Regions from separate parts of the Homo sapiens genome. Here region 2 is linked to region 1. A link is a contact called in ENCODE Hi-C or POLR2A ChIA-PET data. All regions are on one chromosome and are shown on one strand. Each heading gives the region's core, a stretch centred on a gene start or an enhancer-like site at or near the end of the contact. The rest is flanking DNA. Distances are from core to core; before and after follow the strand shown. Region 1 holds the start of CHFR (checkpoint with forkhead and ring finger domains). Region 2 holds the start of ZNF140 (zinc finger protein 140).

Region 1 (5,300 bases), core at 1,790-4,289:
AATGGGGCCTGTGAGCTGATAAATGTTAAATGAGGTCACTAGGTGGGAATCAGATGTCACAGGGCTGGTGCCCTCTTAAGAGGAGGCAGAGAGAGCAAGCAGAGTCCCCCTCTCTGCCATGTGAGGACACAGCAAGAAAGTGGCCACCTGCAAGCCAAGAGAGCCCTCACCAGGAACCCAATCTGCCAACACCTTGATCTTGGACTTCCCAGCCTCCTGAACCATGAAAATAAATTTCTGGCCAGGCACAGTGGCTCACACCTGTAATCCTAGCACTTTGAGAGGCCGAGGCAGACAGATTGCTGGAGCTCAGGAGTTCGAGACCAGCCTGGGCAACACAGTGAAACCCCATCTCTACTAAAATAGAAAAAAATAAGCCAGGTGTGGTGGTACGTGCCTGTAGTCCCAGCTACTCGGGAGGCTGAGGCAGGAGAATCGCTTGAACCTGGAAGAGGGAAGTTGCAGTGAGCCGAGATCATGCCACTGCACTCCAGCCTGGGTGACAGAGCAGGACTCTATCTCAAAAATTAAAAAAATAAAATAAAATAAAAAATAAATTTCTGGCCGGGCGCGATAGCTCACGCCTGTAATCCCAGCACTTTGGGAGGCTGAGGCAGGCAGATCACGAGGTCAGGAGATTGAGACCATCCTGGCTAACATGGTGAAACCCCGTCTCTACTAAAAATACAAAATACCACTGCCAGGCGTGGTGGTGGGCGCCTGTAGTCCCAGCTACTCGGGAGGCTGAGGCAGAAGAATGGCAAGAACCCGGGAGGTGGAGCTTGCAGTGGGCCGAGATCGCGCCACTGCACTCCAGCCTGGGTGATAGAGTGAGACTCTGTCTCAAAAAATATATAAATAAATAAATAAATAAATAAATAAATAAATAAATTTCTGTTGCTTAAGCCACCCAGAATGTAGTATTTTGCTATGGTAGTATGAACAAACTAATACAATAATCTTAAAGTTTTTGCTGGCAACATTATTTATAAATTCACTAAAATCGTTCCTATTAAAAGATAAACTCAACGACATATTTTCTCTCCTTGTCTTAACATGTAATGTCCTACCATGTAATAACATGTATAACATGTTACAATAACAATGGCTAATGCTAAGTGCTAACGCTAAAGTTCCTTCTAAGCAGTCCGTGTATGATCTCATTAACTCCTCAGAGCAAATCTATGAAGTAGGTACATAGGCGCAGAAAGATGTCGTTAGCCCAGAGTAATGTGTTGACAGATTGGAAACCCACATAATTTGTCTCTAGGGCCTCTGCTCTTCACCAAACCTCCTAGTCTATCAAGTAAAGACAAAGGGAAAAATCTTCAAATACTTCCTCTTGTCTTAAAGGGATAATTTTGATATGTTATGATGATATCTAAATACTTTCAAAGTTGTAAAATAAACTTTGACTTGATACTGGAATGTAAGACTACCAAAACACCCCAAAAAACAAAACCAGGTCAGACACAGTGGTTCACACCTGTAATCCCAGCACTTTCGGAGGCCGAAGCAGGTGAATCACTTTAGTTCAGTTGTTCAAGACCAGCCTGGGCAATATGGCGAAAGCTCATCTCTACTAAAAATACAAAAATTAGCCAGGCATGGTGGCGCACGCCTGTAGTCCCAGCTACTCCGAGGCTGAGGCGGGAGAATCACTTGAACCGGGAGGCAGAGGGTGCAGTGAGCTGAGATCACACCACTGCACCCCAGTCTGGGCCACAGAGCAAGACTCTTATCTCAAAAAAACAAACAAAAAAACAAAAAAAACCAGGTGCAAGCACATTATAAGGGGTGAAATTAACCAAAAAAAAAAAAAAAATTGCTTCCAAACAGCAAATATTTCCCATCCTCGCTCCTTTTTAGAGTATAATGTCGGAGCTAATTCATTAATTTTCAGACAAACTAAACATTTTTGTTGACAGGACCAGCGCATTTCTCTCCCCATACAAAGGCTTCAGAGGAAATCAAACAACCAGATGGTCACTTGGGAGACTGGAGGCAGTGAATGTGGAGGCTGAGGGAACTTTCTCTCACCCGTTGTATGACTTTGTTCAAGTTTTTAGCTTTCCAGGTTTATTAAATAAATAAATATTCTAGGGGCTGGGACTTGAGATCTTTTTTAATATAAGCACTACAGCTATAAATTTCCCTCTGAGTACTGCCTTGGCTGCATCCTAAATACCTTTTGGTGTATTCTATTTTTGTTTCATTTGTCTCAAAACAAGGTCCCCGTTGTAAAGACTTATTTGACCCACCGGTTGCTTTAAGAGTGTGGTGTTTCATGTCCACATATCTGTGAATTTTCCACTTTTCCTTCTATTATTTTTAATTTCGTTCCATTACAGTCAGAAAAGATACTCTGTACGGCAACGAACGTGACAATATTGCATTCTGGAGAGTATATGAACACAACTAACTTATACAGTTGTAACGAAGGCTAAATGATGTGCGTGAATCATGCGCAAGAATCGGTGGGCAGAACACCGAATAAATACCAGTTCTTACATGACATTTCACTCCACGGAAAAATCTGGAGCGCACACTGCACCGCCGCCCGTGTGGCCTGCCCGCAACCCGGTGGCTCTGCCCGGCCCCGGCCCCCGGCCCCGGCCTCAGCCCCGCACCTCGTCTCCGCCCGATGGTCCACTCCCGCTTCCTCAGGAGGACGTGCGGCTCGCCCTCCTCCGCGCCCAGACGCAGGAGCCGTCCCCAGGGCTGCGGCGGCGGCGACTGCTTGCCTTCCTCGGGCCGCTCCATCGGGATTCACATCTGCGGAGACCCCGGAAACGCCCATGGAGACTCCCGACCCCAGAGGCCGAGACTCGGCGCCCGCCCCACCCCGCGGGCCCCGGCCCGGCCGCCCGCGCCCACGCAGCCCCGCAGCCCGGCCTGGACGCCGGCGGGCGCCCCCTCCCACGGCCGCAACCAGGTCCCCCTTCGCCGCCCGCCGCAGCCCCCTCGCCAGCCGCGCTTACCCCCGCCCCGCGCCGAACCCGGAACCGGCTGCGCCGCCGCCGCTGTCAAGAGACATTGCGGCTCCCTCAGCTGATCCGCGGGGCGGGGCCAGAGGCCTCTGCGCCCCGCGATTGGCTGGCGGCGGCGCTCACCAAGAGCGGCAGCTAAAGCGGAGCCGGGAGTGGCCCGCGAGAGTAGGCGCGTGGAGGGCGCTCGGCCATCTTTGATCCTGACCAGGCGACTTCGTCGCCTGCGGATCACGGAAGTGGCTGCGGTCGGCGCCATGTTATGTTGGGGCAGAAGGGACGGGGAACTTCCGGATTGGAAGCCCCAAGGATTCTGAGAGCCCCGCTAATCTGGGGATGACTCCTAGGAGTAGAAGACGGTCCATCTTAGTTGTCACGAGGTAGTGCACGTGGGGACCCTTTCGGGTACAGTTGCACACAGTGGATCACACAGATCCGAAGTCTGAGGCACAGGGCGCGGTCCGCGAGTGGGAGCGGCTGCTTGTGGGCAGGGTGGACGCGGGGCCACGTCTTGGCCGGCGTTTTGCGGGGTCTTCCTGTTCTGAACGCGCGTAACTTTTGCCTCAGTATCTCACTTCTTGGAATCCGGCGGCGTTCACGTGTGTGCTCCAGAGAAGGGCGCCAGAGGGTATTCCCTGAAAGTGAAAGGTCGGCGAAAGAGGAGTAAAGACGGCGAGACGCGTCCACGCAGGGGGAGTCTGTGCGGTTTGGAGGAACGCGCCAATGTCTGCACTCATGAGGAGCCCCCAAGGGCGGTTTTAAGAGGGTGAAGCAGGACCGGGCGCAGTGACTTACGCCTGTAATCTAAGTGCTTTGGAAGGCCTAGGCAGGAGGATCTCGAGCCCAGGAGTTCGAGATTAGCCTGAGACCTCATCGCTACCAAAATAAATAAAGTAGGCATCCATTTGTGTAAAACAAACCATATATACACACATATATACATATATAAACATTTGTATATATAGGTATAGGCATAGTTATCTATACCTTGTAAACCAAAAATAAAATTGTAAGCCTCCCCAACCAACTGAATGAACTGAGTCTCTCAACGCCAAAGTTAATCTGAAAAACCAGTTCAGTCCCTGATGGGAAGCAGGGTTTGGATATGTCCCATTATACTGTCCTCCCTTTGGAATTCAGGTATAACTGACCAGCGTCGACGTTAAAACAGACAACTTAAGGCTGACCAAACGGTCTGTAGCATTAAGATACATCACATGACAAATAGCAGGCCCTGGAAGAAAACGAAGTATTTTACCCTGACATGTATTTATTTAACATAGTTTTACGTAGCCCTGCAAAACTGTCTCCTGGGGGAAATCTACTTTGTAGAGAATCTCCTTCCTTTTCCACATCTTTTCCTGATCCAGGAGAGAATGTAAGACTCTGGCACCTTTTTAACTCTGATAAGAAAAGTTTACCATCTATTCTCTCTGAAGCCTGCTGCCTGGAGCGGCATCTGCATTAGAATGGCCAGAGTGGTGGTGCTCAAGCCTGTAATCCTAGCACTTTGGGAGGCCGAGGTGGGTGGATCGCTTGAGCCCAGGAATTCAGACCATCCTGGGCAACATGGGGAGACCCCGTCTTAGCTGGACATGATGACAGCACATGCCTATAGTCCCAGCTATTCAGGAGGCTGAGGTGGGCAGATTCCTTGAGCCCGGGAGGACAAGGCTGCGGTAAACCACAGTCTGTGCCACTGCAATCCAGCCTGGGCAACAGAGACCCTGTCAAAAAAAAAATAACAAAATAGAAACTTTGTCTCCCTTAGCTTAACCCAGACAATCCTTTCTATTGATTCCAGGTCTTTAGATAATAACAACTCTTTCAACCAAGTGCCAATCAGAAAATCTTTGAATCCATCTATGAACTTTCTCCCTAAAAGGTGTAAAACCGGCTGGGCGCAGTGGCTCACGTCTGTAATCCCAGCAGTTTGGGAGGCTGAGGCAGGTGGATCATGTCAGGCCTCTGAACCTAAGCTAAGCCATCGCATCCCCTGTGACCTGCATGTATATATATGCCTAGATGGCCTGAAGTAACTGAAGAATCACAAAAGAAGTGAAAATGGCCTGTTCCTGCCTTAGCTGATGACATTCCACTACAAAAGAAGTGAAAATGGCCGGTCCTTGCCTTAACTGATGACATTACCTTGTGAAATTCCTTCTCCTGGCTCATCCTGGCTCAAAAAGCTCCCTCATTGAGCACCTTGTGACCCCCACCCCTGCCCACCAGAGAACAACCCCCCTTTGACTGTAATTTTCGTTTACCTACTTAAATCTTATAAAACGGCCCCACTACCCCTATCTGCCCTTT
Region 2 (5,300 bases), core at 1,064-3,563, 190 kb after region 1:
TTTGTTGTTGTTGTTTTGCTCTTTTTTTTTTTTTGACACAGTCTCGCTCTTTCGCCCAGGCTGGAGTGCAATAGCGCGATCTCAGCTCACTACAACCTTCGCCTCCCAGGTTCAAGCAATTCTCCTGTCTCAGCCTCCGGAGTAGCTGGGATTATAGGCGTGCACCACCACGCCCAGCTAGTTTTTGTATTTTTAGTAGAGATGGGGTTTCACCATGTTTGTCAGGCTGGTCTCAAACTTCTGACCTTGTGATTCGCTGGCCACAGTCTCCCAAAGTGCTGGGATTACATGCGTGAGCCACCACGCCCGGCCTGTATTTTTTTTTTATTTTTATTTTTTGAGATGGAGCCTCACTCTGTCGCCCAGGCTGGAGTGCAGTAGCGCCAACTTGGCTCACTGCAAGCTCCACCTCCCAGGTTCAAGTGATTCTCCTGCCTCAGCTTCCCAAGTAGCTGGGAATACAGGCACCCACCACCATGCCCAGGTAATTTTTGTATTTTTAGTAGAGACGAGGTTACACTCTGGCCTGTTGGCCAGGCTGATTGCAAACTCCTGACCTCAGGTGATCTGCCCGCCTTAGCCTCCCAAAGTGCTGGGATTACAGGCATGAGCCACAGCACCCGGCAACTCCATCTTAAATAAGAACTGGGTAAAATAAGGCTGAGGCATACTGGGCTGCGTTCCAAGACCGTTAGGCATTCTAACTCACAGTATGAGACAGCAGGTCAGCATGAGACACAGGTCATAAAGACCTTGCTGATAAAAGTTTACAGTAAAGAAGCCGGCTAAAACCCACCAAAACCAAGATGGCAATGAGAGTGACTTCTGGCTGTCCTCATTGCTACGTCTTCCACTGTCAGAGGCGGTTGAACCAGGGCAACTCTATCTTGAGTAGGGGCTGGTTAAAATAAGGCTGAGACCTGCTGGGCAGCATTCCCTGGAGGTTAAGGCATTCGTAGTCACAGGATGAGACATGAGGCTGGCACAAGATACAGGTCATAAAGACCTTGCTGATAAAACAGGTTGCAGTAAAGAAGCCGACTAAAACCGAGATAGCGATGAGAACGACCTGATTGTCCTCACTGCCCACCAGTGGCTATGGCAACGTCAGGAAGTTACCCTATATGGTCTAAAAAGAGGATGCATGAATAATCCACCCCTTGTTTAGCATATCATCAAGAAATAACCACAAAAATGCGCAACCAGCAGCCCTCGGGGCTGCCCTGCCTATGGATTAGCCATTCTTTATTCCTTTACTTTCCTAATAAACTTGCTTTCACCTTATGGATTCGCCTCAAATTCTTTCTTGTGCAAGATCCAAGAACCCTCTCTTAGAGTCTGAGATCCGGACCCCTTTCCAGTAGCAAAAGGTCTTAGACTGAAGTACTGACTCCACAGTCGTTGTTAAGAATCCTAGTTGTTTAATAGAGGCGGTCTTGGGCTCTTGCTGGGCCGCGGTGTGTTCTGGGAAGTGTAGTCACCTGAGTCTCCAGTTCCTTGTCTCTGGGCCGTGTGTGCACGCCAGCGAAGCACTGTGGGAGTCGTAGTAGGGGAGGAAAACCCTATACCCTCTGGCGTGCGGCGCAGGAGTTTGGGGGAATGTAGTCGCCAGAGCTCTGCGTTGTCTTCCGGCTTTGGGCGTGGCCACGATGCACTCTGGGAGTCGTAGTAGGGGAAGAACGTCCTCCGCTCTTTTGCGCACGGTCGCTAGAGGTTCTGGGAAGTGTAGTTGCCTGAAGCTCGTGTTCTTTGTCTTTCGATGATGTGCGCTTGGCCTCAAAGCACCCTGGGAGTTGCAGTGGGGCGGGGAAAGCCATATGCTCTCTCGCGCGGGGTCGCGGTTGTTTCTGGGAAGTGTGGTGGCCTGAGTTCCACGTTCTTCGTTTCTCCGCTAGTTGTGCGCTTGGCCGCGAGACACTCTGGCAGTTATAGGAACACAAAGGTCTGTGTACTCTTCCGCGGGGGGCCGCGGTTATTTCTGGGAAATGTAGTTGCCTAGGACCCGGGTTCTTTGTTTCTCGGCTCTGGGCGTGGGAGGATAGCCCCTATGCTCTGGCGCACCGGGCCGCGATGGCTCTGGGAATTGTAGTTGTCGCAGGCCCTCGTTCTTTGTCTCCTGGCGTTCTGGGCACGGCAGCGAGGCGCTCTGGGAGTTCCAGTAGGAACGAAAAGCCCTTGCGCGCAGGGCCGCATTGGTTTCTGGGAATTGTAGTTTCTTGAGGCCGGCGGCCTGGTTGGGGTGACGTCGGCGAGGCTTCTGAAGACGCAATTCCTGCGACGCCCGCGGAGGGGCCCTGGGGGGCGGCGCCGAGCGTCTGGCCTGTGTTGGCTGTAGGCAACGAAAGGAGCCCTCCCGGTCTGCGCCGGATGGCCCCGGGCGGTGACTCGGTCCGGAGCCCTGGAACGCTACGCCCACCTGGCGGAAAGCACCACGGAAACGCATCCTTCTGTGGCCACTGTTAGGTGAGGGGGTTCTGGGGAGGCGCGCCGTGGCAGGAAGAGAAAGCCGGCGCCAGTGGTCCAAGCGCGATCTCTCAGGGCGCCCTGCTCTCTACGTGGGAGGCGCGGAGCGGGGGCCACGGGAATCCCCAGTGCGGGAATCTAGTGACTTGGGCGCGGCCTAGCTGGCCTGTTCGCTCAGGGCTCCTTTCTCTCTCTGCCAGGTCTGCCATTTTACACTTTTCTGATCTCCTCCTTCCCTTCTGTGAGCTATGTCTCAGGTAAGCTAATGATTGATAAATATATATATATATATATATATAAATTTTTATTTTTTTTTTAAGAGAGAGACAGGGTCTCCTCCTGTCGCCCAGGCAGTGGAGCGATCATAGCATCCTGTAACCTCAAACTCTTGGCCTCAAGTGAGCCAACCCACTTGGCCTGTTTCCGCTTTTCTTTGTGAAGTGCAGCCGTGTTTTTCAGGACTTGGGACGTGGCTTTCTTTCTCCTACAACCACCTGCCTGGCAGAACCCCAGGACCCTGTCCCTTGTTCCTCCTTTTCAGGTGCTTATACTTAAGTATACATGAAGAGAGTGACAGGAAGCTATCCAGATGTGGGCGGGGTTTCTGACCTGGCTGGCATGTTTTAGGGTGAGAGGGTAGGGTGCCAGCTGTTACATCGCCTCCTCTTTCCCACAGTGTTAGAATGAGGAGTGCTTTACGTTACTCCAGCGCCCCTTTATTCATTTATTCAATATGTTTTTACTGAACCTCTACTTTCAGTGGTTCCCACAGTGTGATCCTTGGACCAGCAGTATCAGCATCATCTGAGAACGTATTAGAAATGAATATTCTTGAGTCCTACCCCAGACCTTCTGAATCAGAAACTGAGAATTTGGCCCAGCAGTCTAACAGTCCTTCCAAGTGATTCTAATGTGCAACTCATTCTAAGTCTTGAGGATGCAGAAGTGACCAAAACAAAATCTCCGAATCCTCAGAGCTCATTTTTCAGACATGACATAAGGAACACATTTTTATTTTGATTTGGCCTAAGGGCTTGGCTGGTAATTGTGCTTCACAGCAGTGGGGATAACAGGGTCAACTATTCAAAATGAGTCCCTCATTTCAGTTCCACTTCTTTATCCTACTTTTTGTCATACTTCTCTCCAAATTCAGAGGTTCTCTGAGTTTTGCTGGGGAATCCAATTTCCACCTCTGCTGCAGATCTTGCTGTGTAGGAAACAGCTGCTTTATTAGTCAACAGTCTTTAATCACTTTTTTATTAAACTTCAAAACTGTAAATTATAACTGCCATCCATCTGGGACTGCTACTAGTTTGAGACATTTTAAATTCCCATTCATGCCTTATAGATCAATGTGGATCACTCAAGTGGTGCAAAACCAGGCTGCAAAGCAAGGGCTTATATATTATTCCCCCTAACTCTGAGGGAAAGTGCTTTAGGTTCTGTCCTGGGAGGTATTACATTCTCTTCTTGCGGAATCAAGATTCTTTATTGCTTATCCTCCTTGTTCTGTGACATTGCTAAAATTACCACTAAGTTTCACAGGTATTTCTTTAGGATTAGGGATAACTGTGACAAACTTGAGACTGTATGCCCCATTTGAAGGGTGGTGCTGTTATCTGCTGTAGCGAATTATTACCCTGAAGAAATTCTGGCTGAATTATATTAAAATAGGCTGGTATTAAGGAAAATATACATTGTTTATTAACATAAAGGAATACTGTAAAATCTTAAGAATTTTTACAACCAATGCCAAAAATCCATATTGTTCATGTGTATAATCCTTTATTTTGAATAAAATTGTAAATTATCTCAGGACAGATAATTTATGTTTTTCTCCTTTTCTCCAGTTATACAACAAAACACAAGAGCTAGGCTCTTCATTATATAATTACTCAGAATTCTGAAAACTCTCACTGTTACTACTTAGACACATTGCCTAACCTCCACAGTGAGACTCATTTTATTCCTTGATGAGGGAGTTTGGGGGCATGCGTGCTGGTCATGCAAATATCTGTCCGTCATTTCAGGGGTCAGTGACATTCAGAGATGTGGCCATAGACTTCTCCCAGGAGGAGTGGAAATGGCTTCAGCCTGCTCAAAGAGATTTGTACAGATGTGTAATGTTGGAGAACTATGGCCATCTGGTCTCACTGGGTAAGTATTCTTCTTCATCTCCCTCAAGGCAAAATTTGACCGTTAGGGTGGCTGTTATAATTATCTGGCTGAATATTCCCAAGAGAGGTATGGGGTTTCTTAAAATTAGTTTTAAGATGGGGACGTAACTGCACCTTATTTTTAGACATTTTAAAAACTTACATCTGACATTTCCTTTGTGGCCCCTCTTAGGATTCAATGACTGATCTTGAATTTATTTCATTTTCTGCAAGCAGGTCTTTCCATTTCTAAGCCAGATGTGGTTTCCTTATTGGAGCAAGGGAAAGAACCCTGGCTGGGGAAAAGGGAAGTGAAAAGAGATCTGTTTTCAGGTGAGTGAGTTGGAAGCTGATGGGGAAATTTTTTAAAACCACTCAATTAGTCAATGAAAAAGGAATACTTTTTAATATGTTGATTGGAAAATTTTCCCTTAAAGATACTAGAGATACGCTAGGCACGGTGGCTCATGCCGGTAATCCCAGCACTTTGGGAGGCCGAGGTGGGTGGATCACGACGTCAGGAGATCGAGACCATCCTGGCTAACACGGTGACACCCCATCTCTGCTAAAAATACAAAAAAATTTGCCGGGCTTGGTGGCGGGTGCCTGTAGTCCCAGCTACTTGGGAGGCTGAGGCAGGAGCATGGCGTGAACCCGGGAGGCAGAGCTTGCAGTGAGTCG

The links. A loop is a pair of places that touch in the nucleus more often than their neighbours do. ChIA-PET counts read pairs that join two places held with the same protein, here RNA polymerase II (POLR2A). Pooled maps may share reads with other maps.
Region 2: a map of CD8-positive, alpha-beta T cell shows a loop between it and region 1 (35-fold over the local background). The contact joins the promoter of ZNF140 here to the promoter of CHFR in region 1. A Hi-C loop is called at or near these places in 13 of 168 maps with a recorded cell type or tissue (CD14-positive monocyte, CD4-positive, alpha-beta memory T cell, CD8-positive, alpha-beta T cell and 8 more), 31 of 37 single-sample maps with no recorded cell type and 31 of 50 pooled maps. POLR2A ChIA-PET finds 5 or more read pairs at or near these places in 6 of 52 experiments (A549, AG04450, B cell and 3 more).

Annotation. Positions count from the first base shown.
Region 1 is chr12:132,884,566-132,889,865 of GRCh38, forward strand. It overlaps CHFR (checkpoint with forkhead and ring finger domains), which reads right to left and starts at 3,040. Exons shown (of 18, transcript NM_001161346.2): 1 at 2,982-3,040; 2 at 2,631-2,775. The coding sequence starts at 2,763. It overlaps CHFR-DT (CHFR divergent transcript), which reads left to right and starts at 3,277. Exons shown (of 2, transcript NR_110919.1): 1 at 3,277-3,367; 2 at 3,555-4,006. RefSeq lists a silencer at 2,897-3,016 and enhancers at 3,087-3,496, 3,833-4,635, 4,636-5,300.
Region 2 is chr12:133,078,610-133,083,909 of GRCh38, forward strand. It overlaps ZNF140 (zinc finger protein 140), which reads left to right and starts at 2,314. Exons shown (of 5, transcript NM_003440.4): 1 at 2,314-2,463; 2 at 2,664-2,720; 3 at 4,494-4,620; 4 at 4,857-4,952. The coding sequence starts at 2,712. RefSeq lists enhancers at 1,343-2,032, 2,103-2,302.